Regions from separate parts of the Homo sapiens genome. Here region 1 is linked to region 2. A link is a loop called in an ENCODE intact Hi-C map of the cell type or tissue named here. Cell type or tissue: Calu3. All regions are shown on one strand. Links, peaks and the distances in the headings refer to the core of each region. The heading gives the core; the rest is flanking DNA. Region 1 overlaps ACAP2 (ArfGAP with coiled-coil, ankyrin repeat and PH domains 2). Region 2 overlaps ACAP2 (ArfGAP with coiled-coil, ankyrin repeat and PH domains 2).

Region 1 (16,699 bases), core at 3,578-11,577, 81 kb after region 2:
AAGGCCAGTCATTGTGGCTCATGCCTCTAATCCCAGCAGTTTGGGAGGCCAAGGCAGGCAGATTGCCTGAGCCCAGGAATTGGAGACCAGCTTGGGCAACATGGTGAAACCCCATCTCTACAAAAAACAAATATAAAAATTAGTCAGGTGTGGTGGTGTGGTGCCTGTAGCCCCAGCTACTCAGGTGGCTGAGGCGGGAAGACCGCTTGAGACCAAGAGATTGAGGCTGCAGTGAGCCTCTGCATTGTGCGTCTGCACTCCAGCCTGGGTGACGGAGACCCTGTCTCAATCAGCCAATCAGTGAAAGTCCAAACCTTGTGACTAAAGTCTTTAAGTATTTTCTAGGTGATAGATAAGGAACTAGACAGAAGGGAGAGGAAAGAAGAGTAATCTTTTAAATGTTACTTAGAATTCTCTTCTGCTTTTTAATGTTAAAAATTTGGAATTTAAATTTCTTAAAGTATCTCAAAATCCAATTCTCTGCGCAGCTTAATTTATTTTACTGGACTTTGAGTAAAAGACTGTGTTTATGATATTGGTGAGTTAATTTAAAAAATTCAGGAATCCAGTGATTCAAATATGAAGATTTTTCTGCCTGCTATTTAAATATTTTTTTGGGATTGTTTATGGATTACTTTTAGGGCACGTTTTTTGTTTTAGTCACCATAGGGTACCACACATTTGCTATTACCTATACTTCTATGGAATTATTGCGTAGAGTCTTATCAAAATCAACTATTTAAAAAGACCTTCTGGCTGGGCATGGTGGCTCATGCCTGTAATCCCAGCACTTTGGGAGGCCGAGGTGGGCAGATCACTTGAGGTCAGGCGTTCAAGACCCGCCTGGCCAACATGGCGAGAACCCTGTCTCTACTAAAAATATAAAAATTAGCTGGTCATGGTGGCACGCATCTGTAATCCCAGCTCCTCGGGAAACTGAGGCAGGAGAATCACTTGAACCCAGGGAGGCAGAGGTTGCAGTGAGCCGAGATTTTACCACTGCACTCCAGCCTGGACAACCAGAGTGAGACTTCGTCTCAAAAAAAGAAAAAAAAAAAATCTTCTTTCTCCCATAAATAAGATACGCTTACTATGTACCCACAAAAATTAAAAAAAAAAAAAACAACAAAATTTTCTTCCTCAGGGAAATGTGAGTGTGACTAGGAATTTCCAGATAGTTTTAATAAAACCTCACTTTGTGCTTCATAAATTACAAGTGTATTTCAGGTCATTCCAAAATCTGGAATTTAAGTGAATAGATAATATTTTGTATGATGCGATTGAAATAGCATAAGTGAAAAGTTTTATGTCTTATGTGAACTGTTGTAGTTGGTAATATCTCAAAAATTTTATAAATCTATAAAATATATTTTTCTGAAGATATAAGTGAAGTCACCACAATAATCTTTCTTTGTTGGGTCATTTTCTCAGTGTGGCAGCTTCCTTTCAGGCTCAAATTAGTGGATTATTAGAACTTATATTCTCTTTTGCTTTTTATGATTAAATTCTGAAAAGATGAAGGAAAATAAATAGATACTAACATAATTTATTTAGTGATAACTTGGAAAAACTAATAAAACTGAATAATTACTTGCTATGCTCAGTCTTTGTTGAAATAGAAAATACAGCTAAGAGCATAGAAGGTACTACACAGGATTTTAAAGCAAAATGTTCTGTATGCTGCTGGTATAGATGTAAATGTTTTATTTCTATTGGCCTTTTGTATTATAAGAAGTATATACATGGATTAAAGATTAATACTACGTATGTGTGGCTTTCAAGTCACTGATAACCATTTCATGAAAACGGGATGGGCAATTGGGAGAAATGTTTATTTGCCTAATATTTTATAATCTTTGACATCCTCTATTTAGTGAACCTACTTTCTTTATGAAGACTTTTCATTTATCTCAGGTTTATACAGGCAATTCCTACAGTGATTGTTTTCCTGAACTTTTAGGAGCAGCTTATTAAGATGAGGCGCGAGGTGCTATCTATATTTTATAGCCATGACCATTGAGGCAGAAAATAATAGTAGAGGTATATCCAAGTATGCTAAATCCTACCAGAACTTCCTGTAATGTAGTATTTGAAGAACTTTTTGAATATTCCTGAAATTTTCAGAGTCTTAAGAGTTGGAATTAATTGTACAAATGCATATGTGTATAAAAAGTTAATAAAATGCAACAGATACTTTTGATTATTTTGTTAGGTTCAGAGCTTAAGCTTGTTTCTTAATTCTTGCTTTATTTTCGTATCATGCTAGTCCTTTGCTTATTTTGCACATTTTTCGTTTTCATTCTTTTACCACCTTTCCCTTATGTTTTAATCCTGCCCCGTTTTTTCACACGACAGGAAAAAGCCCGATCACATCAGGTACCAAATGGCTTCCTTCCCTTTACCCTCATCTTACTCCAGTTTCCTTTTTGGCACGAGAAAGCTCATAATTAACTTGCATTCCAGTTGGATTACTTGCAATGGATGAAAAGTCTCTTTATGTTTTAAATTGGGAAGAAAATATAACTATTTTATTTGAGAAATGGAATTATACCTTTTAGTTGCACATCTCCTCAATTTGTTTTAATCTGTAAAGGAATCTTTGATTTATTTATAATTACCCAAAGAAGATACAGATTGAGTAATTTACTTTTTTTTTTAAACATATCTTATTTTTTTGAAAAGAGAAATAAAGGCTGGATGTGGTGGCATGCCTCTGTGGTCCCAGCTACTCCAGAGGCTGAGGTGGGAGGATCACTTGAGCCCAGGATTTCCAGACTGCAGTGAGCTGTGATTGCACCACGACACTCCAGGCTGAGTGACAGAGTGAGGCCCTGTCTCTAAAAAAAATTACATATATGTCTAAACAAATAAAAATATAGAGGGAAATAAGCTAGTAAACTCTTTTTAAAAATTTGAGCAGTAACTAGGATTAGTCCTTTTGGTAAAACCATATTGATTATGTTGAAAGAATACATTGTCAGTTCGTTACCTTTTTTTGTTTTGCCATTTATTTTCTCTGTATAAAAATAAATTGAAGTAAAGGAGCATTCATGTTCAGGCTTTTAATTTTTACCAGTTGTTTACCTATTTGGCACTTACATGAATGTGTAAATAAACCCATCATCTGTATAGTTCTAGTGATAACGTTTCTACAGATTTAGAAGTTTGACTTTTACTCATGTTCTTGATTACAAGAGCAGTCTGGGACTAGTGATCAAACATGGTAAAAGATAACTCGAATTTTTTGTTTATGTATTTTTTCTTTTCCTGCCCAAATTTTGTCATTTGGAAGCTCTAATTAGTATGTTAATATTAATAATATTTAATAATTTATAAATTTAATATTTACAACAAATATATTTTAAAGTATAATATTTAGAATTTAATAAAATGTGTATTATATTGAGTTATTTCAATTTGAGATACAAAGTGATACCTTATTTTTCTTAATGAAGCAAGAAATTTTTCTATTTTAAAAACTGTCTTGGCAGGGCGCGGTGGCTCATGCCTGTAATCCCAGCACTTTGGGAGGCTGAGGCGGGTGGATCACTTGAGGTCAGGAGTTCAAGACCAGCTTGGCCAACATGGCGAAACCCCGTCTCTACTAAAAATACAAAAATTAGCTGGGCGTGGTGGTGCATGCCTGTAATCCCAGCTACTCAGGAGACTGAGGCAGGAGAATCGCTTGAACTCAGGAGGCGGAGGTTGCAGTGAGCCGAGATCGTGCCATTGCACTCCAACCTGGGCAACAGAGTGAGACTCCATCTCAAAAACAAAAACAAAAAACAAAACAGAAAACTGTCTTGTATTTTGGCTTTGTGGTCAGTTTCTGAATCCAAAGTTAAGTATTTTTTCTATATTTCACAGTCCATGAGCTGTTTTTAAGTCTTACTTTTCCTTTTCTTAGAAATGTTAGTAACAACTAGGGCCGGGCGTGGTGGCTCACGCCTGTAGTCCCAGCACTTTGGGAGGCCAAGGTGGGTGGATCGCTTGAGACCAGGAGTTAGAGACCAGCCTGGCCAACATGGTAAAACCTCGTCTCTACTAAAAATACAAAAATTAGCAGGGTGTGGTGGCGTGTGTCTGTAACCCCAGCCACTTGGGAGGTTAAGGTACCAGGATCGCTTGAACCCAGGAAGTGGAAGTTTCAGTGAGCCAAGATCGCACCCCTGCACTCCAGCTTGGGTGACAGAGTGAGACTCTGCTTCAAAAAAAAAAACAAAAAAAAAACAAAAAAACCACAATGAAATGTTAATAACAACTAGGATTATTCTATAGAAATAATTAAAAATTATATTCCCTTTTACTTAACTGATTAAAGTTTTGGTCAATGTTACTAGTTTTTTTAATTTATAATAGCAATGGAGGAGTGATAGTGTTGTAAGACACACAAATCTTAGTATAATAATTGAAAAAATGTTTTCTACCTAGGATATATGACGTTTTTCCTTAAGAGATGTAAAATTAAGAGTTTATATTTTCTTTCCTCAGTTTATAAAAATCGATGTTATGAAAACGTCATTCAGAAGCAGATCGATGGCAGAGGAACTGGGTTTCAGAAATACATATGATCCTTAGGTTAATAATCAGAGGGTTAGCTCTTTGACAACAACATAAGTTTTAATACTATTTTTAGAAGATATTGTCCTAAGATGCAGCTGGTCAAGAGAAGTTAATTTTTTGAAGACCTCAGAAGCGTGAAAAGTTTACATAATTTGTTGTTCAGTAAAACTCTTCGTAGCTTTCATCAAATTACAGAATTTACTATGATATAAAACAAATGATTTTGTATGACTACAGTTCACCCTACTTCAAATGATTTTTACACAAACGCTTTCATCAGTATCAGAGATTGTTTCCATTGCATGTCATCCCATGTGGCAGGGTTGCACCATTTTGTTTGTTTGTAGGTATTTCCTTAACATTTCTAACCAACTATCTGTCCCAAAGTAAAGAAACCCAGAAGTTCTTCCTTTTCTAGCCTACCTCTTGATGATTTGCATTTAGAGGCAACCCAGCTCATTTTATCTAGATGCTTATTTAACAAATGTCTTTTTTAATGGTAAAGGCGATTCCTCTTTAAGTGACAAGAAAACCTAAGTCTGTCTAGTAAATGGCTTAAAAGTGGAAAAGCATCTTCTAGTCATGACATGAGAACAGCTTTGGATAATTAACTTAATTTTTAAAAATAGAAATTCTAAATACAATTTCTAATGCTTCATATTAGTATCAATGAAAAGGTAGAATATCTGCTAATTGATTAATAACTAATGTTACAATAGAAATCATCTCACATGAAACTAATTTTAAAATAATGATTCAAATACTGTTTTACCTTTCATGCTTGATAAGAAGTTTTGCTTTCTTTTCTGAATGGCTTTTGGCTGTGAATTTTTTTTATGCCTTTAGGTCTTTTATTGTTTTAATAAATTAGAATTAGTAAATATGTAATACATAGCATAGATTTTTCTTCTAAAAAAGATCGTAAGTAAATTGTTTGTCTAATAATTTACAGTAATGAGCAGAACCATATAAATAGTTGAGTGAATCATTTGTAGTAATAACTTTGATTATTTTACTTAGGAGTATTTTATATGAAAGTAAGGCCAAGCTAATTTGTGATTGTCTCTTGTTAGATGTCGGTTCTGACATGATTAGTTTTCTGTTTTGCTTATCAAATCAAACTCTTACTGAATTATCTGCTGAAAAGTTGAAAATAAAGCACAATTTATTTCAATGTTTTTCTGTATACAAGTGGATACTTTTTTTTTTTTTTTGAGACGGAGTCTTGCTCGGTCGCCCAGGCTGAAGTGCAATGGCGTGATCTCGGCTCACTGCAACCTCTGCCTCCCGGGTTCAAGTGGTTCTCCTGCCTCAGCCTCCTGAGTAGCTGGGATTACAGGCACCTGCTGCCATGCCCAGCTAATTTTTGTATATTTTATTAGAGGCTAGGTTTCACCATGTTGGTCAGGCTGGTCTCGAACTCCTGACGACCTCAGGTGATCCACTCACTTTGGCCTCCCGAAGTGCTGGGATTACAGGCGTGAGCCACCGTGCCTGGCCACAAGTGGATACTTTTATTCACGATATACATTTATGCCAACTTTATGAGAAAAGCAATTATTTCTTGGGAAAGAGTTCAGTTATTTTTGAGGAACCTCAAAAGCTGTAAATTTGTACTTTAAAACAGTTATTATTTGGTGATAGCATACAGGATAACTGCTTTTGTTAGGATGTAAATTTATGACATGAAATTAATCAAAATGTAGTACTTTAATTTTCCTAACCTGTGGTTTTAAAATGTTTGTTCTTTCAGTAGTTTTCCCATGTTAGAATCAGTTTATATAAAGCAAAATAATACAGTGGACTTCTCAAAACATAATTAACACAATGTGATTTCCAGTGCTTTCTCAAATATTTCATTTCTAACAACAATGGAAATAAATTATGTTTATGAAAACTTAATCTATTTTGTGTTTCTGTAGGCGCTGGTTTTCAATACAGAATAATCAGTTGGTTTACCAGAAAAAATTTAAGGTAGGTGTTAATAAATGAAACCCCAGTGAGTTACCAGTTTCAGTTATTTATCTGTTTTGGTAAACATTGAAGTCTATACATACTCATTTGTGTAAAATTAATGTAATTATTTATTAGTTTTATGTTTGAGCAGGTATAAGAGGACTCTAGGGTGGAAAATATCAACATTTAATTCTTAAAAGCAAAGTGATTTGAATCCTGAGTTCTTAATTCCTTGCTTTGAGATGGATTTTTCTGGGTCACAGGATTGTTTAAAATGTTTTGATAGCTTTTAAATGGTATATATTAGTTGTACATACTTTTGTGGTACATGTGCTATTTTGATACTTGTATACAACGTGTGATGATCAAATCAGGGTAACTGGGGTATCCATCACCTCAAACATTTTTGTCTTAGGAACATTACAAATCTCTTCTCCTAGCTGTTTTGAAATATACAACATACTTTTATTTCTTTATATGTATCTTTGTCTAGTCCATGACAGAAATAACACTGCCATTCCATAGCACTATTTTGAAGATGAAAGAGAGGGTGCCTTTTAAATAATGTCACAATAGGGCCAAAGGTTATAGGACAGAATGGTTAAAAATTACATTAATTAAAATGTAAGCTGAAAGTAATTTAAATAGAACCCCTTAAATTTGTTAATATCGTTTTATATGTTTGTTTTCCTGAACCTTATTTTAAGGATGAGGAAGTTTTATTTATGGGAAAGACATATTGGGATTACATGTGAGTTGAGAATATTAAAATAACTAGAAACAAAAGAATAAATCATTAGTTAATGGATAACTTGCTTTTCACCTAGTTACTTTTTATGAATGATATTCTGTAAACTGCAGATTTCAAATCTCTACTCTTGAGATGACACAATATGAAATTTTACTTGCTTGGTTCTATGGTAGCAGGTTTGTATGACAGAAGCCCTTTAATCAGCTAATTATTAGTTCATGGTTTCTTCTATTCTGATAAACTTGGTTTTGAATTTATATTTTTATTAAACAGTAGAAAGTGATAAAATCTTTCTGATTCTCCTAGGTATTTTAAGAAGTTATAGCTTTCTTTGAGGTATTTAAAACTTGACTGAATAAAAGCTTCTCTTTTGGAGGAAAGTAGCTTTTATTATATGTGAGTGGGGACCAGGAGAGTGAATATAAAAGAAAATGGAAGAAAAGCCACAGAACATTAACATTTATTGAGCATCTACTAAGTATCAAGTGTTGGACCAGTCTCTTTATATGTAAACAATTTCATTTAATCTCTATATAATTTATGAGGTAGATACAGTTATTAACAGGACAAAATTACTTTTATGTCTATATTGATAACCCCTGTTTCTAAAATAAAATATAAATCTTGAAAATTAGACCAGTTATGCCAAGTAATATTTTTAAGTATTTCATTATTGGTAGTATTAAAACCTAAGTGGAAAAATATGGAAATTTGGTTTCCTCACTATAGGATAATCCGACTGTGGTAGTTGAAGACCTCAGGCTTTGCACAGTGAAACATTGTGAAGACATAGAGCGACGATTCTGCTTTGAGGTGGTCTCGCCAACAAAGTAAGTGGTTCTAAAGGATCTGTGATTTGCTTTTATGTTTTTATAGTTTGTCTTAAATAACTTTCCAGAGTAGAGAAATTTGCATTTGTCTGTATCTGTGCTAAAGAGAAAAAAAAGTTTTAAAAATAATTTTCAATAATTAATGGTTACAGATATTATAGTCAGGTATTTATGTAACTTCTACCATTTATCCTATTCTTTAAATTCCATAAAGGTGATTTATGGGCTCATATGAAAGTTTTAGCTATTATGATGAATTGAAATCATATGAGTTTCTTTGATAACTATCATTTTATGTTTGTACCCAGTAGAAAAAAAAATGAGTGTTTCTATATTTATATGGTAAATTTAAGTGGTTTTTTTTTTTTTTAAATATTCAGTGATGGGTTATTTGTTTTTAAGAGATAATTTGTTTCATTGGCACCTTAATTTCTTCGTTAACATACTTTGCCCTAAAGATACATGAAATAAAACCTTCTTTCAACAAATTATATATATTTTTGGCTAGAAAATTATTAAATAGCAAAGTGGAAAAAATATAAAGCTTATAGGGTGTTTTTGGCATTAACTTAGTGTCTGAGAAAACAATATGTTATTTCCTTTTAGAAGTTGCATGCTCCAGGCAGATTCCGAAAAGCTGCGCCAGGCATGGATTAAGGCTGTTCAGACCAGTATTGCTACTGCTTATAGAGAGAAGGGTGATGAATCAGAGGTTAGTAGAGGTATTAGCAATACCAGATAATATATTGCCAAAATTCTTGATTTTAGTTGCAACGTTATATGACTGTATGTAGCATCGTTTGTTATGGAAGATGATTTTATGTAATTGAGTTTTATTTTTAAAATCTGGATTTAATTTCTTTTTTGTTTATTTCTCTTTATTTCACTTACCATTTTATTTCAGTATTTGTGAATCTATGTTTAATATTTGAATATATGAACCAGATCGGAATAAGGTATTTCCCTGTTAGTGTTTTTCCCCAAAAGTATTGTGCCATTTTAGTTAATTATAAAATAAAATAATGATCATGAAAGGTGTTTAAAACTGAATGAAAGCAAAAAAGGGAAGCATAATATTGTCTCTTAGGTGAAGGCCCCTTAAAAATATAAGGTGAATGTGGGAACTTAGGTCATAGTCTGGCCTCAGTTTCTCAAAGAGCTTACCAAGAAAGTCTTTTGGGCAACGCAGTGAGTGAGTAAATGGGTCCTGAGAAATGGAACTCAGCACTTTTGGGTCATCTGGCAAGACTGTGGCATAGGCTTAGTGATAGATAATTGTTGGGAGTATGGTTAGGGGGATCGACTGCTCTCTAAATTGTATTCCAAAACTTACCGTGGCCAACTTCCAGCTCCCAAATATAGATCATAGATCAAAGCAGAACCTTTTCAGGCATGGGATTATGGGGGGACGACTAACTTGATCCAAGCAGAAAGGCTTAGAGATGAAAGTAGGAATTTGATCAGTAGCCACGTTTGCGTGAACTTGTCTGGGTACAAATGATGGGAACATTGACGAAGGGCATGTCAGCAAAGATAGCCCTCAATACGTCTGTCTCTAGAATCACACTTCTCCAATCTGGACCAGTTGCTCCCTAAGCCTGCAGCATGGCTGTCAGTCTGGGATTTCCTTACAAAATCATTTCTGGAGTTTCTTCTCTTTCCTGTATCCCATATCTTTCTCCTTCTTGGCTTAAGGAAAACTTAAGTACTTTCTCTAGTAGCTTCCTGAAAATGAGGCATTTGTGATTCCATGCATATCTGAAAAGGTCTTGGTTCTGTCCTCATATTTGATTGGTAGTTTGGTTGGATATTTTAAGATTGGAAATAATCTTGAGAATTTTAACAGCATTGTTTGTTTTTTAGTTTCCAGTGTTGATGTTGAAGCTTTTCTTATTAATGACCTGCTGTATTTCTCCTCTCCAGTTGCTCTGTATTTTCTGGATTGGTATTATGATTTTCTTATTTTTGTGTCCGTGTGTGTTGTTTTGCTCTACTTTCTGGGAAATCTTCTCAGTTAATCTTCCAAGTCTTCTATTGAATATTTCAGTTCTGCTAGCACATACTTAATTTCCAAGAGCTGTGTTTGTTCACTAAATGTTTACAGATATAGACCTGTTCTTTTTTCGTGGAATCAGTGTTAGAGCTGTGGATCTTAACCATCATTGCATACTATGATGTCACCACACAGGGAGCTTGAAAAACCCCCATTGCTTAGGTACCACCCCAGAACACTTGAATGGAGTTGGGCATCAGTACTTTCACAAGCTTCCTGGGTTAGTTCCATAAACAACCAATGTTGAGAGCTATTGCGTTAGAGGCTTCCTTTGGCTATCTCATCATAAGTGTTAGGCACTAAAAACTTCTTTGGAAACTCTGAGCACAAAATTAGGACTTTGTTGACTGTGGCCTTTGTCTAAGTCTGGACCATTTGTTGAGGAACAACCATCGTCAGGGTCTTTTTGAGTCTTTTCGGCTGATGTGATTTCCCAGAGAAGACTCATTGATCTCCTGCATAGCTATGAGGGATTGGTGGGGAGCTAAGCACTGGGTATCTTAGCATATTGTATGTATATGTTCATTTAATCCTCTGGCTTCCACCTTTCAGGTGAAGTCGATTCAGAGACTCTGTTTTAATCCTCCAGAGAATAACTTCCAGTCATTGTGTTTGTGTAGAGAGCAGTCATCCCCTAGTGGCATGGAGATGGGGGGCAGCGACAGTAGGATTGAACTGTCCTGCTTAAACAATCATTCCTCCTATTAATACTTTCGTGAATTGGTGTCATATTCAGTGCTGTGTTCCTTGAAGTGGCTGACCCAAGTTTTGCTGTGTTTGTGTACTTAGTTCTCTAATTTGGTGCAAAAACATTAGCATATAGAGAAAACTTGGGAATGAACCAACATGATTTCTGTAATATAATATTGATATTCTTTCCTTACATAATTGCTAATTCCCATTATCGAACATATTCTGGTAAAACAAATATTTCTTTCTTAAAATTTCGGAATAATCCTAAACTTACAGGGAAGTTTTTTTTTTTTTTTTTTTTTTTTTTTTTTTTGAGATGGAGTCTCACTCCATTGCCCAGGCTGGTGTGCAGGGGCACGGTCTCAGCTCACTGCAACTTCCACCTCCCAGGTTCAAGCGATTCTGCTGCCTCAGCCTCCCTAGTAGCTAGGATTACAGGCATGTACCACCATGCCCGGCTAATTTTTTTTTGTATTTTTAGTAGAGACAGGGTTTCACCATATTGGCCAGGCTGCTCTCGAACTCCTGACCTTGTGATCCACTCACCTCGGCTTCCCAAAGTGCTGAGATTACAGGCATGAGCTACTTTGCCTGACCTGAAATGTTTTTAAACCAGAAGACTTTTTATAGACCATATCTGTCATTGTTTAGGATCTAAGTACCACATCTTTGTATTCGGTCATTATGGCCATGTAGCAGGATGGCGGGGAGACAGAGTCTTGCCCTGTTTCCCAGGCTGGAATGCAGTGGTGTGATCATAGTTCACTGCAGCCTTGACCTCCTGGGCTCAAGCAGTCCTCCTACCTCAGTCTCCTGAGTAGCTGGGACCACAGGTGCTTACCACCATGTCTAGCTTATTTGTTTGTATGTATGTATGTATTTATGTACATATGATGGAGTCTCACTCTGTCACCCAGGCTGGAGTACGGTGTCATGATCTTGGCTCACTGCAACCTCTGCCTCCTGGGTTTAAGTGATTCTCATGCCTCAGCCTTCTGAGTAGCTGGGACCACAGGTGTGCACCACCATGCCTAGCTAATTTGTATGTATGTATGTATTTATGTACATATGATGGAGTCTCACTCTGTCACCCAGGCTGGAGTGCGGTGGCATGATCTTGGCTTACTACAATAGCCCCCTCCCGGGTTTAAGCAATTCTCATGCCTCAGCCTTCTGAGTAGCTGGGACCACAGGTGTGCATCACCATGCCTAGCTAATTTGTATGTTTGTATGTATGTATGTATTTACGCTCATATGACGGAGTCTCACTCTGTCACCCAGGTTGGAGTCTCACTCTTGTCAACATGATCTTGGCTCACTGCAACCTCCGTTTCCTGGGTTTAAGCTATTCTCATGTCTCAGCCTCCTGAGTAGCTGGGATCACAGGTGTGCGCCACCACGCCCAGCTAATTTTTTTGTATTTTTAGTAGAGACAGGGTTTCACTGTGTTGGCCAGGCTGGTCTTGAACTCCTGGCCTAAAGTGATCCACCCGCCTCAGCCTCCCAAAGTGTTGGGATTACAGACATGAGCCATTGTGCCCAGACATATTCTTTTTTAGAGACAGGCTCTTGCTCTGTTGCCCAGGCTGATCTTGAACACCTGGACCCAAGTGGTCCTCCCGCTTCAGCTTCCTAAAGTGCTGGGATTACAGGGGTGACACCGCTCTCGGCCAAAAAATTAACTTTTTGTTAATCAGCCATCTTTTGCTTTTCTTCTCTTTTACCTAATATCCCTTGAAGTTTTAAACATTGTATGTTCTATATTTGATTCACTCTGTAGTTATAATTTTGTAGTTGATCTCTTCTTTACTATTTATATAAGCTCATACCTTTCCTAGTTACTCACTGCAGTAATTAACTTGCCTTATCCCTGAGAGGTCTGAAAAAAAAAACAATGACTAGCTTAAAGTTTATTGAACGCCTTGGAAAAGTGTGGTATAAAACAATAATATTTATTTCATTCTTGAGTTTGAATAATCCCTTACCTATTTCCTCTGTCTCCACCCTGCATGTTAGACTAGTGTTCCCTTTCTGTCTTCATCTTTTGTACATATGTTCATTGTGTCATTTATTATATATAATTTTAAATGTTTACACGTTTCTCCCCACTGGAATAAAAGCTCACTGATGGAAGAACCTACATCTTTTTATCCTTGAATTTCTAGCTAGACTATTGCCTTGCTTATGCCTGTAACAGGCCTTTAATTTATTGATTGGAAGCTTTAGTTTGGAGCATGTAGTGTGCAACAAAGTATTTCAATCTTTTTTTTTTTTAAAAACAAGTAATTCTTAATTCTTTTAGAAGCTGGATAAGAAATCATCTCCATCCACAGGAAGCCTAGATTCTGGAAATGAGTCCAAAGAGAAATTATTGAAAGGAGAAAGTGCGCTTCAGCGGGTCCAGTGTATCCCTGGCAATGCCAGCTGTTGTGACTGTGGCCTGGCAGATCCACGGTGGGCCAGCATCAACCTGGGCATCACCTTGTGTATCGAGTGCTCCGGAATTCACCGGTGGGTAGGCCTGCCCAGGATGAGAATTTCTTCTTTTGGATAAACACAGATAGAAATGGTTGTTTCACTTGTTAGTTGCCCTTTTCCACTTCCCTAATTTAATCACCAGTTTGTATCTTTGTACCTTTTAAGAAGTAGTTAAAATCCTGGTTTGTAAAAGCTGTTGAGGACTTTGGTTCATCATTCATTATTAAACAGAAGATCTGTGCCTATATGTGTATGCCGAGGGCTTTATTAGAGCCTGTGTCACGTTAAAACAGAACTTGCGCAAATACGCAAACAGAGACTTGATAGTAATGCAGTCTTCTTTTTTCCACTTAGGAGCCTTGGGGTTCATTTTTCAAAAGTACGATCTTTAACTTTAGACACCTGGGAGCCAGAACTTTTAAAGGTAAAAAAAATTTTTGCTTTAAAATATTTCATATTTTCACATGAAAGTGAAGATTTTAGAATCTTGGTTTACAAATGTGTGAGTTCTTCATGCTACCAATGTATGCTAGCTAAATTGTATTGAAACACATCTGAGGCTATTTTGGCAAATCTGGTGTTTTCATTGTAAGTTTTAAAAATGGCTACATTTGGCTGGGTGCGGTGGCTCACGCCTGTAATCCCAGCACTTTAGGAAGCCGAGGCGGGCGGATCATGAGGTCAGGAGATCGAGACCATCCTGGCTAACACGGTGAAACCCCGTCTCTACTAAAAAATACAAAAAATTAGCCAGGCGTGGTGGCGGGTGCCTGTAGTCCTAGCTACTCAGGAGGCTGAGGCAGGAGAATGGCGTGAACCCGGGAGGCAGAGCTTGCAGTGAGCCGAGATCGCGCCACTGCACTCCAGCCTGGGTAACAGAGAGACTCCGTCTCAAAAAAGAAAAAGAAAAAAAGAAAAAAAAAAGGCTATATTTATATATAGCACTCTTAACTCCAGGTTAGTTCACTGTTCTTGTTTTCCTTGAGACAAGGTCTTCGCTCCCTTGTGCAGGCTGTGTAGTGGCACCATCACAGCTTACTGCAGCCGGGACTTCCTTGGCTCAAAGAATCCTCGTGCTGCAGACCCCCCAAGCAATTGACACCACAGATGCATGCCACCATGCCTGGCTAATTTTTGTATTTTTCGTAGAGACATGGTTTCACCATGTTGCCCAGACTGGCCTTGTACTCCTGGGCTCAAGCAGTCCATCTACCTCGGCCTCCCAAAGTGCTGGGACTACAGGTGTGAGCCACTACCCTTGGCCCAGTTCAGATTCTATGCCTTAATTTTAATCTTTTCTGATTAGATTCTTTTTAAATATATAAGAGGTCTATTGCTATACTAAACTTCATAATGGATTAGAAAAGCTTTTGACACCATTGGGTTGTTTCAGCATACGATGATTTGCAAATTTATATTTGTCAGGTTAGGAGTCATCATACCAAGTCTTCCTTTTTTCCCTGTGTCTAAGAATTTATATCTATGAAAATGTCATAAATAATTTTAGACCACTACCGGTTTCTGATAAGATTTACAAAATTCGAAATAGTAGTATAATCCTTTTAATTCCTGCCATCTAGTTTACCATATTGTAGAAAATAGATGAGTTTAAGGGTTGGAGTATATGCTCATTTGTTTCTGTCTGAAATCCTGTGGCCGGGTGCGGTGGCTCATGCCTGTAATCCCAGCACTTTGGGAGGCCAAGGTGGGCAGATCACTTGAGGTCAGGAGTTTGAAACCAGCCTCGCCAACATGGTGAAACTGTCTCTATTAAAAATACAAAAATTAGCCAGGCGTGGTGGCACACACCTGTAGTCCCAGCTACTCGAGAGGCTGAGGCAGGAGAATTGCTTGAATCCAGGAGGCAGAGGTTGCAGTGAGCCGAGATCGCACCACTGCACTCCGGCCTGGGCAACAGAGGAAGACTGTGTCTCAAAAAAAAAAAAAAAAAAAAGAAAAAAAAAGAAAAAAGAAAGACGGAAAGTAGATACTAATTCCCATTCTTTTTAAAATAGAATGTTTTTAATTTTTTTTGAAATTCACTCATTTTTATAAGAATATTTTTCAAATTTTAATCGTAGTATATTGTGAATTTATTTAGTGTAGAGTAGAAAATGTGTGCCTAACTCTTGATATTTTTTCCAAATTCTCTCTTTTTTTTGAGAGGGAGTCTCGCTGTGTCGCCCAAGCTGGAGTGCAGTGGCGCGATCTTGACTCACTGCAAGCTCCACCTCCTGGGTTCACACCATTCTCCTCCCTCAGCCTCCTGAGTATCTGAGACTACAGGTGCCCACCACCACACCCAGCTAATTTTTTGTATTTTTAGTAGAGATGGAGTTTCACCGTCTTAGCCAGGTTGGTCTCGATCTCCTGACCTCGTGATCCACCCGCCTTGGCCTCCCAAAGTGCTGGGATTACAGGCGTGAGCCACCGCGCCCGGCCTTTTTTTTTTTTTTGAGACGGAGTCTCACTTTGTCACCCAGGCTGGAGTGCAGTGGTGCAATCTCGGCTCACTGCAACCTCTGTCTCCTGGGTTGGAACAATTCTTGTGCCTCAGCCTCCCAAGTAATTTTTTTTTTTTTTGTATTTTTTGTAGAGACGGGGTATTGCCATGTTGCAAAGGCTGTTCTTGAACTCCTGGCCTCAAGTGATCTGCCTGCCTCGGCCTCCCAAAGTGCTGGGATTACAGGCATGAGCCACCACACGCAGCCAGTTTTTCCAAATCCGTAACCACCTTTCTTAGCATCAGTAATTGAAAAATCCTTTCCTTTCCCATCATTTTCTTATTTTTCCTTTGCCTTACATTAAATTTCTTGTAAATAAGGTTGATTTCTGTGCTACTAGTCTGATGCAGTGATGTCTCACAGTACCAGTGCAGATTTTAAAGAAGACTTTATATATAATAATTAGTATCTTTACTTTAAAAATGAAAAATATGCTGTATAAAACTAGAAGTAATAATTGCTCAAAGAAGGAATTAGCACATTTAAGATTTTTAAGAGGTAGCTGGGCTATGGGAAGAGGGGAAAGAAAGTGACAGGGAGAGATAGTAGAAACAATAAATGGAAGGCTGGGCGCAGTGGCTGACGCCTATAATCCCAGCACTTTGGGAGGCTGAGGCAGGTGGATCACCTGAGGTCCGGAGTTCAAGACCAGCCTGACCAACATGGAGAAACCCCATCTCTACCAAAAATACAAAATTAGCCAGGCGTGGTGGTGCATGCTTGTAATCCCAGCTACTTGGGAGGCTGAGGCAGGAGAATTGCTTGAACCCAGGAGGCAGAGGTTGCAGTGAGCCGAGATTGTGCCATTGCACTCCAGCCTGGGCAACAAGAGGGAAACTCCATCTCAAAAAAAAAAGGAATAAATGGAAAT
Region 2 (16,699 bases), core at 3,389-11,388:
TGCTCATGTTACACATTTAATGTATTTAGTTATTTTAATGTATACTCTTTTTACAAACAGTAGCTTAGAAAGTTTATTGCTACAAGAATATGCAGTTATCTGAGTGGAGAGAGTTCTATTTTTGAGCCTCATTCATTTCATAGCCATGTCTTGGTGGTAAACTTGCTGTTGGATTTTTTTCTCTTCTAGTTTTCTTATTTGTTTTTTTTTGAGATGGAGTTTTGCTCTTGTGTCCCAGGCTGGAGTGCAGTGGCGCGATCTCAGCTCACTGCAATCTCCACCTCCTGGGTTCAAGTGATTCTCCTGCCTCAGCCTCCCTAGTAGCTGGGATTACAGGTGCCTGCCACCACGCCTGGCTAATGTTCATATTTTTATTAGAGAAGGGGTTTCACCATGTTGGCTGGGCTGGTCTTGAACTCCTGACCTTATGTGATCCACCCACTTCAGCCTCCCAAAGTGCTGGGATTACAGGCATGAGCCACCACACCCAGCTTCTCTTCTAGTTTTATGTTTTTAGGTAACTATTTTTCAATTGATAATAAAAAACTATGATGCATGAATAGATAAGAGAATGAAGGTATTGTTATTAAAAATAAAGTATCTGTTTTTCTGAATTCTGGGCTTATTCAGCTTCTTAGAGTACAGACTGCTAGAGCTAAGTCCAAATTTTATTTTCTTTTATGTATTTCATATATGAGAAAAGATTTTCATTCATGTTCTTATATTTGACATTCTTAATGGTCAGTAAACTTTCTGTAAAGGGCCAGATAGTAAATATTTTATGCTTTGTGGGCCATATGGTCTCTCTTGCAGCTACTCAACTACGCCATCATGGCGTGGAAGCTGCCATAGAGACTACGGAAGTGAATTAACTTGTCTCTGCTTCCGTAAAACTTTAGAGGAACAGAAATTTGAGTTTAATATAATTTTCATGCATCACAAAATATTATTTTTTAAAAATATTTTTCAGCCACTTAAAAATGTAAGAACTATTTTTAGCTTATAGACTTTGTAAAAACAGGTTATGGGTCAAACTTGCCTGTTGGGTAATTGTTTGCTGACCTTTGTGACTGTGCTCATTGTCTTCTCTTTTCTTCCCTTTCTCTTAACATCTATCTCCCTTATTACTTATTCTCTGTTTTGCTCATTTTGCTGCTCAGTCATATATTTTATTTCATTATTAATGTGTATATAACTTGATTTTTTTAAATTAAATTTTAAGCTATGGAGGGTAGGGGTCTATAATTTTGGCCTCTTTATTGCCTTGCATTTTTATAAAAGTTATGTGCTTCGTAAAAATTGGGGAGGATTGCAGAGAATTAATATCTATCATTTAATATTTTGAAAGATTGTTGGGTAAATTCTTTTATTTCACTTATTAGTTTTTTAAACATATGTCCCAGAATGGTTCTATCTCAATGAATAGAAGTCATCTATTCATCTGCGAATTGATTTTGTTCTTTGTGTCATGTACTGTGATTGATGATATGAACAGTCCTCATTTAGTCTTTACCACCCCCTACTTTAAAAAAAAAAAAAAAAAAGAGATGGAGTCTTGCCCTGTGGCCCAGGCAGGAGCGCAGTGGTGCAGTCATAGCTCACTGTAACTTGAAACTCCTGGGTTAAATAAAGCAATCCTCCGGGCTCAAGCAGTCCTCCTGCCTCAGAATCCACAGTAGCTGGGATTACAGCCACACACTATGTGCCTAGCTAACATTTTTTATTTGGAATTTTTTGAGAGACTGAGTCTTGCTTTGTTGTCCAAGCTGGTCTCAAACTCCTGGCCTGACGCTACTTTTTGTATTTTTAGTAGAGACTGGCTTTTGCTCTGTTGGCCAGGCTGGTCTAGAACTCCTGGCCTCAAGTGATCTGCCCAGCTCGGCTTCCCGAAGTGCTGGGATTACAGGCGTGAGCCACTGTGCCTTGCTGCTTACCTTTCTTTAAACATGTTGTTTTACAAAAGTGAATTAGTAGAATTGCACAGTGAAATAAGATTGGAGAAGTTACAAAAAGTTTATCCCAACCCATTTGTTTAGTAGAAACCAACGATTAAATCTCAAACTGGTCATTTCAACTAATTTGCTTGAAAGAAATGGAAGACTGAGTAAAGATAAATAAAGGTTAAAATGTAAATGAAGAGGGTATCTGACAATTAGCGTACTTAGTGAGTTTCTCCCTTGGCTCAACAAACATTTTGTTTGCGTGTCTGTACTGCTATGGGGAACTGAGACTAGTGAGCGAGGTGCACAGTGATAGAATGTGTGTGAGGTGCTGGAGGGGCACGGGAGGGTACGCCATTCAGCTTGAGTGGTTGAGGGGTTCCAGGAGGACCATGTCTTGGGGAGATGGTGTTTGGACTTCTTTTTCCCCTTTATTAGCTTTAAACGTTGCTTAGAAATGCATAGTTGCTGAAAATAGTTAAACAATCTAGAATTTAGTAAAAAGCGCAAATCCTTATTTATACTTTCTGCTATCAAATCCCCATTCTTCAGAGTTGTAGTTCGTAGACTGATAAATATGCTCCCAAATTGAGCTCATGCTATGCATATAATTTTGTAGCTTGCTTCCCCCCCCCCCAATATAATACTCTATCCTGTGCAGATTTCCATATCAGTAGATACAGATCAACCTCATTTAAAATCTTCTGCCTCACATAATGGTATGGATATATGGTAATTTATTTACATTATTTCCTATTGCTGCACATCTAGGTTTCTAACGCGTTACACTGAATATCCTCATACACATACATTTGTTCTCGTGTGTAAATTAAGTTTAAATGATGAGTAGGTGAAGGGACTGAGGACTGATGTGAATGAAAAATGTTTTCTAGGTTAAGGGGACAATGCATAGTTTGAAAAACGTTGCTGAAGCAAATGAGAAACTTTTAGTCAGGAAGAAGTATTTCTGTTTCTGTGCTACAGAGTGCAGCACCTTCCATTTTCTCCAGTCATATGCTAGAGCATCTCATTTTATCATAGGCATTTCTTTACTGAATAATTCAAAGTTATTTTCTTATTTTAGAGATTTAAACACTTCTTAAAAATAAATGTTACCCAGTGGAGAAGCAGAATCACAAGTCAATAAGATGATTATTCAGAGGTCACACAGAGGTGAAGTGGGAGTTCTGGAAATAGAGTTTTTTGTTTTATTTTGAGACAGTGGCACCTAGGCTGGAGTGCACTGAAGCGTCAACCTCCTAGGCCCAAGTGATCCTTCCACCTCAGCCTCCTGAGTAGCTGGGACTACAGGCGTGAGCCACCACGCCTGGCTCATCTTTTTATTTTTTGTAGAGACAGGGTCTTCCTGTGTTTCCTAGGCTGCTCTCGAACTCTTGGGTCCAAGCAGTCCTTCCCCTCAGCCTCCCAAAGTGCTGGGATTACAGGTGTGAGCCACCATGCTTGTTCTGGAAATAGTTTTCATCCTAGCTCTGTCTCCTGAGAATATCTTACTCAGTGTAAATCCCCCATTACTATCCAACTTAAAAATTTAGTTAAATCTTAAAATACCTACTTGAGAATTGCTAGTTTATCAAGTAGATATATGAAAATGGCATAAATGACTTAAAGTAGATGAATTACATTTTGTTATACATACTCTTGAGTGTAAAATGTTTTCATCCCCAAAACTTAGTTGCTGCTATTTTGTTTCAGACAAATTTCCAATTTTGAAATGTTGCCTTGTAGTGTGGTATGAAGTGCTAACTGTTATTATAATTGTATTCTCTTTTGTCAATAAGACAATATTTGGCTTATTTAGTTCTGCATTTTACATAATCTAACCTTTGCTAATTTTTCTGTATTAAAATTATATTGCTAGGAGAAGAAGAGAGATGAAAATTAGTCTTAGGTACTGATTAAAAAATACTTTGGAAACAAAACAAGGGTGGTATTGTTCTGAGCTATTTCTGAAAGTAAAAGCTCTTCTTGGTTGCCAACAACGCCTTGCAGTTTGGTTGCATGTGTTTTGTTATCAAGAAATCCAATTCTTTGTACACCTCAACTTTTAAAATTTCTCACTTATTTAAAAAGTACGTGCTAAATAGCTGTATTTTGTGTTATTAATTGGAATGATACTAATGCTTTGAGTATAAATTAGCGTAATGTGTTCTGTCATTGTCCTAAACAGTAATTGTATTACCTGTTGTATTGCATGATTATGAAGTATTGATACTAAATTCCAAGGTAATTATTACTTCATGTGAAGTGTAATTTTTAAGCATTCATATCTATCTTTTCATTTAGAGTTACTTTTCAAGAGTAAAGTGTACATTTAAACAAACGAAATAACTTATTTTATATTTAATTTTTCTAGGGCAGCTTTGGAAGAAGTAGAAGGTGATGTGGCAGAATTGGAACTAAAACTTGATAAGGTAAATTTTACAAGTTAGCTTTTTGAAACATTGATTCTCGTTTGCTGTAAATAATGATTAGTACCTACAGTAGTAGGTCTCTTTTTTATTTTTTGGAGACAGAGTCTCACTCTGTCGCCCAGGCTGAAGTGCAGTGGCATGATCTCAGCTCACTGCAACCTCCGTCTCCTGGGTTCAAACGATCCTCCTGCCTCAGCCTCCCAAGTAGCTGGGATTACAGGCGTGCACCACCATGCCCAGCTAATTTTTTGTGTTTTTAGTAGAGACAGGGTTTCCCATGTTGGCCAGGCTGGTCTCAAACTCCTAACCTCAGGTGATCCACCTGCCTTGGCCTCCCAAAGTGCTAGGATTATAGGAGTGAGCCATCGCACCTGGCCTGGTAGCTTTTTATCTCTATGAGGGTAAATGCTATTATTATCCCAGTTTTACACATGAGGAAAGTAAGACTAGAGACACTAAGTAGCTTGTGTAAAGTCTAATCTAAGTGCCAGAGCAGGAATTCAAATCCATGTCTGACTTCAAAGCTCACTAAACATCCTTTATGTTGTTAGAAGCTTTTTCTGGGGCCAGGTGTGGTGGCTCACGCCTGTAATCCCAGCACTTTGGGAGGCTGAGATGGGCGGATCACCTGAGGTCAGGAGTTTGAGACCAGTCTGACCACCATGGAGAAACCTCATCTCCACTAAAAAAATACAAAATTAGTGTGGTGGTGCATGCCTGTAATCCTAGCTACTCGGGAGGCTGAGGCAGGAGAATCGCTTGAGCTGGGGAAGTGGAGGTTGCTGTGAGCTGAGATCGTGCCATTGCACTCCAGCCTGGGCAACAAGAGTGAAACTCCATCTCAAAAAAAAAAAAAAAAAAGAAAGAGAAGCTTTTTCTGTATTTTCTACCAAAAAGATTGCATCTTTCTTTTTTGTTGCTTAATGGATTTCATATATAACCTGACCATTGTATAAATTTGGGTCTGGCCACGTTCAAATGTAAATACAATTTAAAATATTAATTCCATTTTTAAGCTAATACCAGAAATACTTATAGATACTCAGTAATCTGTATGGTCATATTTTATGGAAGGGTAAATGTACATTGATTCCCTCCATCTATATTATTGATGATTTTTTTGGTGTCTGTCCAAGAAACACTGTTTGCTATATAGTAGGCAGAAGCAGTAGAATGAGTAAGACAGCTTCCGATCCATTTGTTTAGATACTTCTGAAACCACTGCTCATTTACATGTTTCTCTTTAAATTTCTGGAGATAAATCAGATGTATATATTTGAAATACCTTTTCTGAAAATAATTTTCTAGTTTAATAATTATAATTATAAATGGCATTGCTGTGTAACGTAGTGCTCCTGAGACCTTAACTTTGCTTAGGAACCCCTGGGGGATCTTCCCTGGGGATCCCATCTTGTGAAAAAACAGATTCTGATTCAGTAGCTGGAGACACCTGAGATTTTGTGTTTGTAACCGGATTCCAGGTGACGCCCGTGCTGTTGGCCCATGGACCACGCTTTTGAGTAGCAAGGATATAAAATATATTAAGCTGAAGGTTTTCAAATGTTTTGAAACCATGAAACACACATCTTTATATAATATAAATAGTCTAGAAACTATATTTAGTTCTATATGTAAACAAATTACATCAAAATTTTAGAAGATGTTTAGAGATAAGTTATTTTTGTATAGTACTGTATAATTTTTAAAGCCCTGTAATATATAGTAGTATCCTTTTAATTTTTACAATAATCCTGTAGGGTTAGATAGGACAAGTGTTATTACTCCCGTTTTATAGCTGAGGATACCAAAGCCCAAGGAAGTGATGAGGACTTGCTTCAAATCACAAAGTAGAAGAGGCACAACCAGGGCTAGAACCCCTTTTCTTTTTTTTTTGAGACAGAGTCTTGCTCAGGCACCCAGGCTGGAGTGCAGTGGCGCGATCTCGGCTCACTTGCAACCTCCGCCTCCCAGGTTCAAGCACTTCTCCTGCCTCAGCCTCCTAAGTAGCTGGGACCTCAGGCTCACGCCACTATGCCTGGCTAAGTTTTTGTATTTTAGTAGAGACGGGATTTCACCGTGTTGGCCAGACTGGTCTCGAACTCCTGTGCTCAGGCAATCCGCCCGCCTCGGCCTCCCAAAGTGCCGGGATTACAGGCATGAGCCACTGCACCCGGCCCCTCTGTCTTTATGATCAGTTCAGCGCTCTTCTTGCGCATCACTGCACTTCAGGATCCGCGTTGGGGGAGCACCTGCCACTGGGAAAGGTTCTGAGGAACGCTAGCTGGCTTCCAGCAAGTCTTTGTAAAAATTAATATTTTAATTTTGGATAAGGAGATTATTTGAAAATGCCTTCGTTTTCTACTTAAAAATTACATGTCTGGCTTTTTATTACTATTTTATTTTATTTTATTTTTTACCCTGAGGCATTACATTTATTTTCAAGTACTCTTTAAAACAAAATTTTAAATTCTCAAAGTAGACAACAGAAAATATAGTTTTGATTTTATGGAAGATTTATGAGAGAGTATGTAGAGGGGCAAGTCCTTCTAGAATCACAGAGTGGTATAAGAAGGATATCTTATTACTTATATATACATAAGTGATACATATATTATTACATATGTATTATATACATGAAATAAGAGTAAGGTAATAAGGTAGAACCACATGTAAATCATATGAAACACTGTGGTGGGACACCTCAGACTTTAAAATACCTAAACAGATAGAATCCACTGACAGTGTTTTTGCTGATTATTTTGCTGTTATGAGTGGATTCTTTTTTCCTTTGTATTATTCACTTGGGGTAGGGCACACACACTGCTAGAATCTTCAGACCAAAAGATTCAAATCTGAAACAAGTTATTGAAGTATCGACATTGAGTGCTAAGAACTATAAGCCCGTTCTAGAGTCTGTCTTACCCAAAGGGCTACCAAGACACATGGAAACCTGACAGCTTAAAAAAATCACTGTTTTCCCTCGCACTAAAGTTCCATAGTTACTTTTATATTTCGTACCTCTTCCAAATTCTTTTTTTTTTTTTTAATTTTTAATTTTTTTTTTAAGAAATGGATTCTTGCTCTGTCACCCAGGCTGGAGTGCAGTGGTGTGATCTCGGCTCATTGCAGCTTCCACCTTCCAGGTTGAAGCGATTCTCCTGCCTCAGCCTCCTGAGTAGCTGGGATTACAGGGACACGATACCACACCTGGCTAATTTTTTCGTATTTATAGTAGAGACAGGGTTTCACCATATTGGCCAGGCTGGTCTCGAACTCCTAACCTCAGGTGATCTGCCCGCCTTGGCCTCCCAAAGTGCTGGGATTACAGGCGTGAGCCCCCATGCCCAGCTCAAATTGTTAATCTATTAACTATTATTTTTATTTTAGAAACTATGGGGAGTTAGCATAGAGAAGAGAGGCTGAGAGGAGGAAGTGGTTGTTATTGAAGGTAGTGTCAGTGAAGGACTAATGTGGGTGGTGGAGGGGTTGCTCCAAGTCTAGGTTAATGATTTCATAGCTTTGTGCAGGGCAAGTTCCACCTATAGTATCATTGTAAATCATGCCAGGGACAGGTTAAACTAGCTTGTTGACTTTGCCTATAATGTATGCCACCAGTAGTTCATTCTTTGTGGTGAATAAGGCTTTATGAGTGGCATTGCTCTACGGAGTTCAATTATTGATCCATTCTTGCCAGGTGTTCTGTCATTGACAGCATCATAGTGCATCATAGTTGCCATCTAGGCTTAATTTCTGCATGTGTTGCATTGTCTGACTGGCATGCTTGTTCCCCATTGAGCAGATACTCTTTAAATCTCAGCCAAGTACTACCAAATGTTGGCTCTTTTTCTTCTGTTGCATTGTTTCTTGCATGTACTCTGATTTAAGCTGTTATAGTATTGTAATTTTGGGTGGGGAGCATAGCCTAGTAGTTAAGAACACAAACATTGGCTCTTTTTCTTCTGTTGCATTGTTTCTTGCATGTACTCTGATTTAAGCTGTTATAATATTATAGTTTTGGGTGGTAGCATAACCTGGTAGTTAAGAACACAAAGCCTGGAGCTGCTGCTGGGTTTGAGTCTGGCTCTATCATTTACTAGCAATATGGCCTTGGACAAGCTCTTCAACCTTTCTGTGCCTCAGTTTCTTCTCTCCAAAATGGGGAAAATAAGAGTGTCTATTTCATAGGATTATTATGAAACTAAAATGAGATAATACATGTAAAGTACTTAGCACAGTTCTTGGCACGTGGTAAATTCTAAATAAACAATGATGCTGTCTCTTCAACAGACTGTTAGCTCCTTGAAGAGAGATTGTCCTTAAAAAGGGGAAAAATGGGCTGGGAGTGGTGGCTCACGCCTGTAATCCTAGCACTTTGGGAGGCCGAGGCAGGCGAATCACTTGAGGTCAGGAGTTTGAGACCAGCTTGGCTAACATGGTGAAATCCTGTCTCTACTAAAAATACAAAAATTAGCTGGGTATGGTGCCCCTGGCGTGGTTGTGTGCGTGCGCCACTGCACTCCAGCCTGGGTGACAGAGCAAGACCCCATTTCCAAAGAAAAAGAAAAAACCCTCATTTGTTTTGTGTACTTGGTGTATACAAAGTCTTATGTTTTACTTATATTATTTCTTATTATTATAGCAATATTGCAAAATTGATATCCCTAATTTGCGCATGAAAAAACAAGAATTGGAGAGTATGTTACTCAAGGATAGTCAGCAGATAAGTTGTTTGTATTCCTATCATCTGGCAGAGTGTCTATGACATAGTAATTGCTTAGTAAAAAGTTGTTGAATGAATTAGGGATATTAGTTTGATAATTTAGATGGACTTGACATTTAATCTTGTTGTAGGTAAAAATCTTCCCTCTTTGTAGGTTTATATTATTCAGTTAGAATCTCATTTATCAGTGTCATCTAACAAGTATTTTGACAGCTGGCAAAATCTCAGTCTTCTCTCTTTCTGCCTCCCTCCCTCTTCATTGCCAAGTCCGTCCTTCCTCCTGGATAGCTGCAGCGTATATGTGGTTCTGCTGTATGACAATTTCATTTTCTCTGTAACTCCTGTGATGGTGACCTCTGTTCTACTTCTGATACCTATTTCATGGCTATGTTCTGTGCCTCATCACCCAGGGTTCTAATCTTTGAAATCTGGAATGCTGATATCCTACTTTCTGAGTTGAGTCTCCAGTCCTTCCAGTTCTCAGCCTCATTACTGCTTTTGTTCTTCAGCCCTACCTCTGGTCTTTCACTATCCGCTTGTGATATTCCAGATCACTTTTTTTTTTTTTAAATTTTACTTTAAGTTCTGGGATACATGTACAGAATGTGCAGGTTTGTAACACAGGTATACATGTGCCATGGTGGTTTGCTGCACCCATCAACGCATCATCTAGGTTTTAAGTCCCACATGCATTTGTCCTAATGCTCTCCCTCCCCTTGCCCCGCACCTGACAGGCTCCGCTGTGTAATGTTCCCCTCCCTGTGTCCATGTTTTCTCATTGTTCAACTCCTACTTATGAGTGAGAACACGCGGTGTTTGGTTTTCTGTTCCTGTGTTAGTTTGCTGAGAATGATGGTTTCCAGCTTCATCCATGTCTCTGCAAAGGACATGAACCCATTCTTTTTTATGGCTGCTCAGATAATTTTTAAATACACTTCAATGTATTCCTCTTTTTTGTAATTAAAAAAAGTTGAGATAAAATTAACCTAACATAAAATCCAGTATTTCAAAGTGAGTAATTCATGGTTTTTAGTATAGTCCCAGTGTTGTACAACTATCACCACTATCTAATTCCAAAATATTTTTCACCCCAAAAAGAAACCCTGTATCTATTAGCAGTCACTCCCAATTCTCCTCTCCCTCTGTCTTCTGGCAACCTAATCTACTTTCTGTCCCTGGATTTGCCTATTCTGAACATTTCAAATAAATGGAATAATACAATATTTGGTCTTATGTGACTAGCTCCTTTCTCTTAGCATGTTTTTAAGAGTCATCCATGTTGTAGCATGTATCAGTCCTTTGTTTTTATAGCTGGATAATGCATCATTGCATGGATGTACCTCATTTTGTTTATCCATTCATCAGTTGATGGACATTTGAGTTGTTTCCCTTTTGTGGCTGTTGTAAATAATGCTGCTATGATCCCTTTCAGAGTACTCTTAATGTTATTACATCATTATTTCTCTTCAGAGACTTTCATGTCCCTTCCATAATAGCTACTCTGCAGAATTCTCCACTATTTTAAGTCTGACCATCTATATTATTTGTCCCGTATCTGGCCTATAAAACCCTACAGGGGAAGTTACACAACTGTTTGGTGAAACCAACTGATGGTGCTACACATTCCTGGAATTCTTGATATAAAGCAGTTTCCTCCAGACCCAGTCAGGTGCCTTTCTTGTTACCGTTAGTGGCTCTTCAAGACCTCAGGATTTGCCACATTGTTCTTCATTCTCAACAGATGACCTTGTCTCTTCTTCTGCTTGGTGGGAATGCCTTTATTTCTTGCTGCTAATCTAGAAGTTTAACAGAATCTGTTCTTACCATTTTAGTTTTTCTGCTTCTTTGAATAATAAAAGTATCCCTTTTTCTATGCAGTTCCAAGCCCCTTACCTCCTCAGGACTTTGCTTTAGCATCTCTCTCCTTTCCCTTCTCTGCCACCTCTATCTTAAGTAGATAAAGATTTTTTTTTTTTTTTTTACTAAGTTTGTTTCTTAGTAAAACAAAACAAAAGCAAACAACAATAGGAAAACCTCTCCCTCTGACAAGGAAGCACAAATCTCTATTGAATAATTACCATGTGCCAGTAAGTTTGTGCTAAGAATCTTTTTTTTTTTTTTTTGAATACAGAGATAGGGTTGTTGACCAGGCTGGTCTCAAATGCCTGGCCTCAAGAGTTCCTCCCATCTTGGCCTCCCAAAGTATTGGGCTTACAGGCATGAGCCACGCCTGTGCTAAGAATCTTTATGTGCATTCCCTTAGTCTTTTTTTTTAGTAACCATATATGGTTTGGTACCATTGTTATGTGTGATACAGAAGAAGAAATGGAAGTTTGTTGAGGTTAAGTTCACTCAGTCTCACTTAGATGTTTAAGTATGACAGTAGGTTGAACCTAAGCAGACTTAGCTGAGAACCCTATATTTTTTGCCGTAATATTTTACTATTAACCTGTCTCTCTTTGTTTTTATGGAAACTTTTAATTATTTTTGAATTTAATTTGTTGCATAATACCACCTATGTAGTACACAATTTGAAGGTAAAAAAGTGTGTACCCAGTGAAAATCAGTCATTTTCTAATCTCTTTCCTAGAGGAATGCACTGAACTAGTTTCTCTTGCGCCCTTGTGCAATTTTCTTTTTTTTTTGAGACAGCCTCGCTCTGTCACTGAGGCTGGAGTACAGTGGCATGATCTCAGCTCACTGCAACCTCTGCTTCCCGGGTTCAGGCAATTCTCCTGCCTCAGCCTCCTGACTAGCTGGGACTACAGGTGCGCACCACCATGCCTGGCTAATTTTTGTATTTTTAGTAGAGGTGGGGTTTTGCCACATTGGCCAGGCTGGTCTTGAACTCCTGACCTCAAGTGATCTGCCCAACTTGGCCTCCCAAAGTTTTGGGATTACAGGCGTGAGCCACCATGCCTGGCCTTTTCACAAAATTTTCTAAGTATATAAAAGTATTTGTACTCTTCAGTACAAATGACTCTCCCCATTTCAACAAAAATATTAGCACTGTTCTACATTTTGATTTTTCTCTTAATATATCGTGGATGTTATTTGTTGTTATAGAGCTGTCTCATTTTAAAAAATGGTTGAATTGTATTACCTTTCATGGCTATATCATAATTTATTTATCTAGCTGTCCACTGAGAGACGCTTAGCTTGCTACCAATATTTTACTGTTACCGCAGTGAATATCTTTACATGTGTCATATGGCCTATCTGTAAAATATAGTTGTAGAATACATTTTAAAAAGTGAAATTGCGAAGTTAGAAGGTATGTATGTTTTAAATTTTGATAGCTCTCGCTAAACTGCCTTCTGTAGATATTGTACCAATTTACACTCCTACCAACAATGCGTGAGAGTGACTATTTCCCCATAACTGCCCTCTTTAAAACAGCATGTTATCAAACTTTTTCATCTTTGCTGTTAGTAAAAGAAAAAAAAATAGTAATTTCCATTTCTTTTATTATAGTGAGAATGAATATCTTTTCATGGGTTTAAGACACATGTATCTCTTTTTTGGGGGGTAATTATCTCTGCATGTATGTTACCCATTTTTTCTAGTGAATAGTTGGATTTTCAAAATGATTTATATACCCTTTTTTATGGTACGGAAACTTGTCCTTTGTGATTTATCTTAATATTGTTTTCCTATGTTGTTTCTTTTGACTGTGTTTGTTTTTTCCTTATAGAAATGTCTTATTATGTAATTGGATTGATCAGTTTTTTTTTGCATAGTATTTGAGCTTTGCATCCTTCTCAGACTTCCCACTTTGAGATTATTGAAAAAAAAAACCTTCTCTTTTCTCTTTGATTTCTGATTCTGTTTTTATGTTTAAATCTTTATCTATAATTAACTTGGGAGTCTGTAATACAATTTAATTTCTTTTTTTATCCCCTTCAGATGACTATCCAGTGTCCCTAATATCATTTATCAGATAACTTTTCCCCCACTGGCTGGAGTATTACTTTAATCAAATATGGCATATTTGTATCTGTTTTTTTGACTGTGTATTCTTTTACATTGATCAGTTTGTCTATTTGCATTTACTACCAGACTTTTATTTACTATCTTTTTATAATATATTTTAATATCATATAGTACTAATGTTCCTACCTTATTACTCTTCAAATATTTTTTTGCTCTTCTTGCATAGTGGTTACTCCATATGAACTTTAGAATCAGTTTTTCTGGCAAGACATTTTATTTTATATTGTAAATAGCAAACAATTTAAAAGACATCTGTGCCAGCATTTCTCACAGTGGGTTTTGTGGAATATTGGTCATATAATAATGCTTCCTCTTAACAAGAATTCCATGGTCACATATTTTTGGGAATTGCTACATATTATATACCTCCCCTCTTGGATGCACATTGATAAATCAAAAGCCCTTAACAGTATAGCAATATCTTCTGTTGCCTTTTCTAGGAATCCTTCCCTGGTCCCCACAGCCCTCGTTAGATGGTCTTCCTTTTTTTTTTTTTTCCATGCATAGTTTTGTCATAGTAGTTGTGTTTGTGCTCTGTAGAATTTATCTACTTGTTAGAATTATAGAATTAGAGTTTTTGAGAGCAGAGGTGATGTTTTCATTTTCTGTTCCCCTAGGTCTCAGGGCAGCAGTTTTAATTTATGCTCTTGAGATCCTTCAGGAGTTTTCTAAAGTTTTTCTTGGCTCTTTATCCTCTTCTTGGTGACCCCCCTTTGCATCCCCTTAGTACTTTTCTCTCCTTTGTCTAGAACAGTTTCACTTTTATCTGTTTTTTAATATTTGACATTTACCCAAGATTTTGGTAAAAGAAAATGTTCTGTGTCTGAAAGAAAGGAGAGAAAGAAGGAAGGAAGGAATGGAAGAACAGGGAGTTGGAGGGATAAAGGGAATGAAAAGAAGAAGGACGGGAGAGAGAGAAAGAGAAAGATGAAAGAAAGAGAAGAGCCCGGTACTAAGGCTTAGACAATGCCTGGAACAATAGGTATTAGAGACATTTTTTTTTTTTGAATACATGGTTGATTAATCACTTTAGCTATCTGCGTTGATAGACTAATATTGAAATGATCACTAAGCTATCATACAGTTTACTTACCTTTCCTCCAAAATACTTTTGTTGTTGTTATCACACAGCCTCTGGATCCTAAATGGTCAACTTTTCTGGTACAACTCTGCTACGAATTTACTTTATAAGCTGAAGGAAAAAAGAATACTTTTCAATTAGTCTGTTTTGAGTTTATCGATGAAACAAATTGAACTTAACTAGGTCACCTCATATAGTTACTGCCAACACTTGTTCAACTAAGTAATTTGTAAAACTATCTTCAACCTGATGAATTTTTTTTTTCTTTTTCAGCTTGTGAAACTTTGTATTGCAATGATTGATACTGGAAAAGCCTTTTGTGTTGCAAATAAACAGTTCATGAATGGGATTCGAGACCTGGCTCAGTATTCTAGTAATGATGCTGTCGTTGAGGTTAGTATTACTAAAATTGCAGTTAAAAATGAAAAAAAAAAGCAATAAGACATTAAAGAATTGTGCATTCATCTACCTGATTTATAGTTATGGTGATACTTAAAATTAGAAGTAGAAAAGTGGTCACCCCTTGGTGCTCTCTTGTATGATTCTGTTTTCTAAGAGAAGGTGATGGTTGATTTGCATTGCGCATTATCTAGCATGGCTCTTCTCACCTAGTTTCTCATTGTTGTGGTTAGTTTATTAAGTTTACTTGCTGCTAGGTGAGCTGAAGCACCTGTCAGAGGGCCTGAGCAGGAAGATCAAGATCATGCCTACTAGTAGCTGCTTATAGGGGCACGCAGAGAGCATTAACCTAAGTACAGCGTCTTAACTGTATGTATAGGGGGCTGTATAGGTTCTGATTAGCCAGCTTATGCTCGGTTAGCTTAGATTCCTTGGTATACTATGTGGTGTTATATTTCTTTCATGAGAAATAATAACTGGTGAAGAAATGGGTGTAGTTTGATGATGATTTGATTCTAGATGCCTACATGGGCCATCTTGATACACGCAAAACAATTTTACCTTAGGTTTATATTTACCATTTCTATTGTTAGCATAATACCGTTGAAGGGGCAATATTAATTCTTTCACATTTTTAGGGTTTTATTTGTTACCACGTGTAGAGGTGACCTCTGCAGAGTGTACCCATAAGGTAGTGTGAGATTGTCATTGGAAATAAATGTTACTGTTTACAGTGTAACTTGATCTTCTGTCAGAAATTCTGAGGTCACATTTTTGTGACCTATTTAAGTGGCTCATAAATGATTTGGTTTTCTTTTGCTTTTTTTCTCATAGACAAGTTTGACCAAGTTTTCTGACAGTCTTCAAGAAATGATAAATTTTCACACAGTAAGTGTCAGTAAGTAGGTGTTACTATGACCATATTAACATTTTAGTATTTTTCTTGAGTCGCAATGTTTTATGAAATGACTAAAAGGGAATTACATGGCTTTGATTGGTCGTCAACTTTTTAGCTGGGTGAATCTAAAATGTACGCTGTGTGTGTATTTGTGTGTGAGTGTGTGTGTGCATGCATGCCTGTGAAAGAAGAGAATAAGAGTATTATTTTCCATTCTAATATAGTGAACTTAATATCATTGAAGGACATATACCCAAAAGTTAAATTTTTTCCCTTTAAGTTGTGGCTTTGTAAAATTTTTAAGCATGTACTTAAGAATAAAGAAGTAAAAGTCATTTTAAATGTAGCTGTTTCTTTTTAGATACTTACCAATATATTCCCTTTATCTAAACAATTACCAATATTAAAGAGTGCTATATTCTTTGAGCTATTTATATGTGTGTTTAAGATTTGTGGGCATTTATCCTTCAAGAATGAGGGATATATATTACTTTGGGAGTGTCACAAAATTCCTTTACAAAGTTTGCAAAAGTTTACTGCAAATATGGCAGCTTATAAGCTGTATGTTTCTTATATTTTTTAAAAAGCTTAACTGATATGGCTGTTGTATAATTATTTAATCAGTGCTTTAAAATTTATTAGCCAGTCTGTAATAAAAATATCAATACTTATAATCTTCATAAAATCTGCTTGTTTTTGGTTCTTAATTTGATTTTAATTTTTTTTTGTTGGTTAGCATATTTAGGATGCAGTAATATGACAATGTTTATTTTAATTATAGTTCAAATTTTAGCTATGCTAATATTGACATGTACAAGTATCTGCTTGAGTGCCTGTTTTCAGTTCTTTTGGGCATGTACCTAGGTGTAGACTTACTGGGTCATATGGTAATTCTATGTTTAACTTTTTGAGGAACTGCCAAACTGTTTTCTACAGAGACTGTACCATTTTACATTTCCACCAGCAGTGTTTGAGTGTTCCAAGTTCTCCACATCGTTATCAACACTTGTTATTGTCAATTTTTTAAAAAAAATTATAACCATCCTAGTAGGTGTGAAGTGGTATCTCATTGTAGTTTTGATTTGCATTTCCCTAATGACTCATGCAGTTGAGCATCTTTTATGTGCTTACTGGTTTTTTGTGTATCTTCTGTCATTGTTACCATTGTTGTCTATTGAAGTCCTTTATTTATTTAGAGATGGGGTCTCACTCTGTCACCCAGACTGGAGTGCAATG

Evidence for each region. Peaks named below come from ENCODE experiments on the same cell type or tissue, not always from the same donor. Only the 100,000 strongest peaks of a DNase experiment are listed, where the experiment ranks them.
Region 1: it touches region 2 in a loop (1.8-fold over the local background); 2 of 110 quality-filtered maps call a loop at or near these places.

Annotation. Positions count from the first base shown.
Region 1 is chr3:195,298,624-195,315,322 of GRCh38, reverse strand. ACAP2 (ArfGAP with coiled-coil, ankyrin repeat and PH domains 2) reads left to right here. Exons shown (of 23, transcript NM_012287.6): 11 at 6,486-6,537; 12 at 8,000-8,100; 13 at 8,707-8,812; 14 at 13,149-13,357; 15 at 13,679-13,748. Among named protein-coding and RNA genes, the nearest start is that of XXYLT1, 36 kb to the right of the region's middle. In Calu3, for the core only: no CTCF peak of the experiment used is centred there; no DNase peak of the experiment used is centred there.
Region 2 is chr3:195,379,763-195,396,461 of GRCh38, reverse strand. It overlaps ACAP2 (ArfGAP with coiled-coil, ankyrin repeat and PH domains 2), which reads left to right. Exons shown (of 23, transcript NM_012287.6): 2 at 4,315-4,372; 3 at 14,440-14,559; 4 at 15,400-15,453. Among named protein-coding and RNA genes, the nearest start is that of ACAP2, 55 kb to the left of the region's middle. RefSeq lists an enhancer at 1,619-1,708. In Calu3, for the core only: no CTCF peak of the experiment used is centred there; a DNase peak (open chromatin) is centred at 7,891.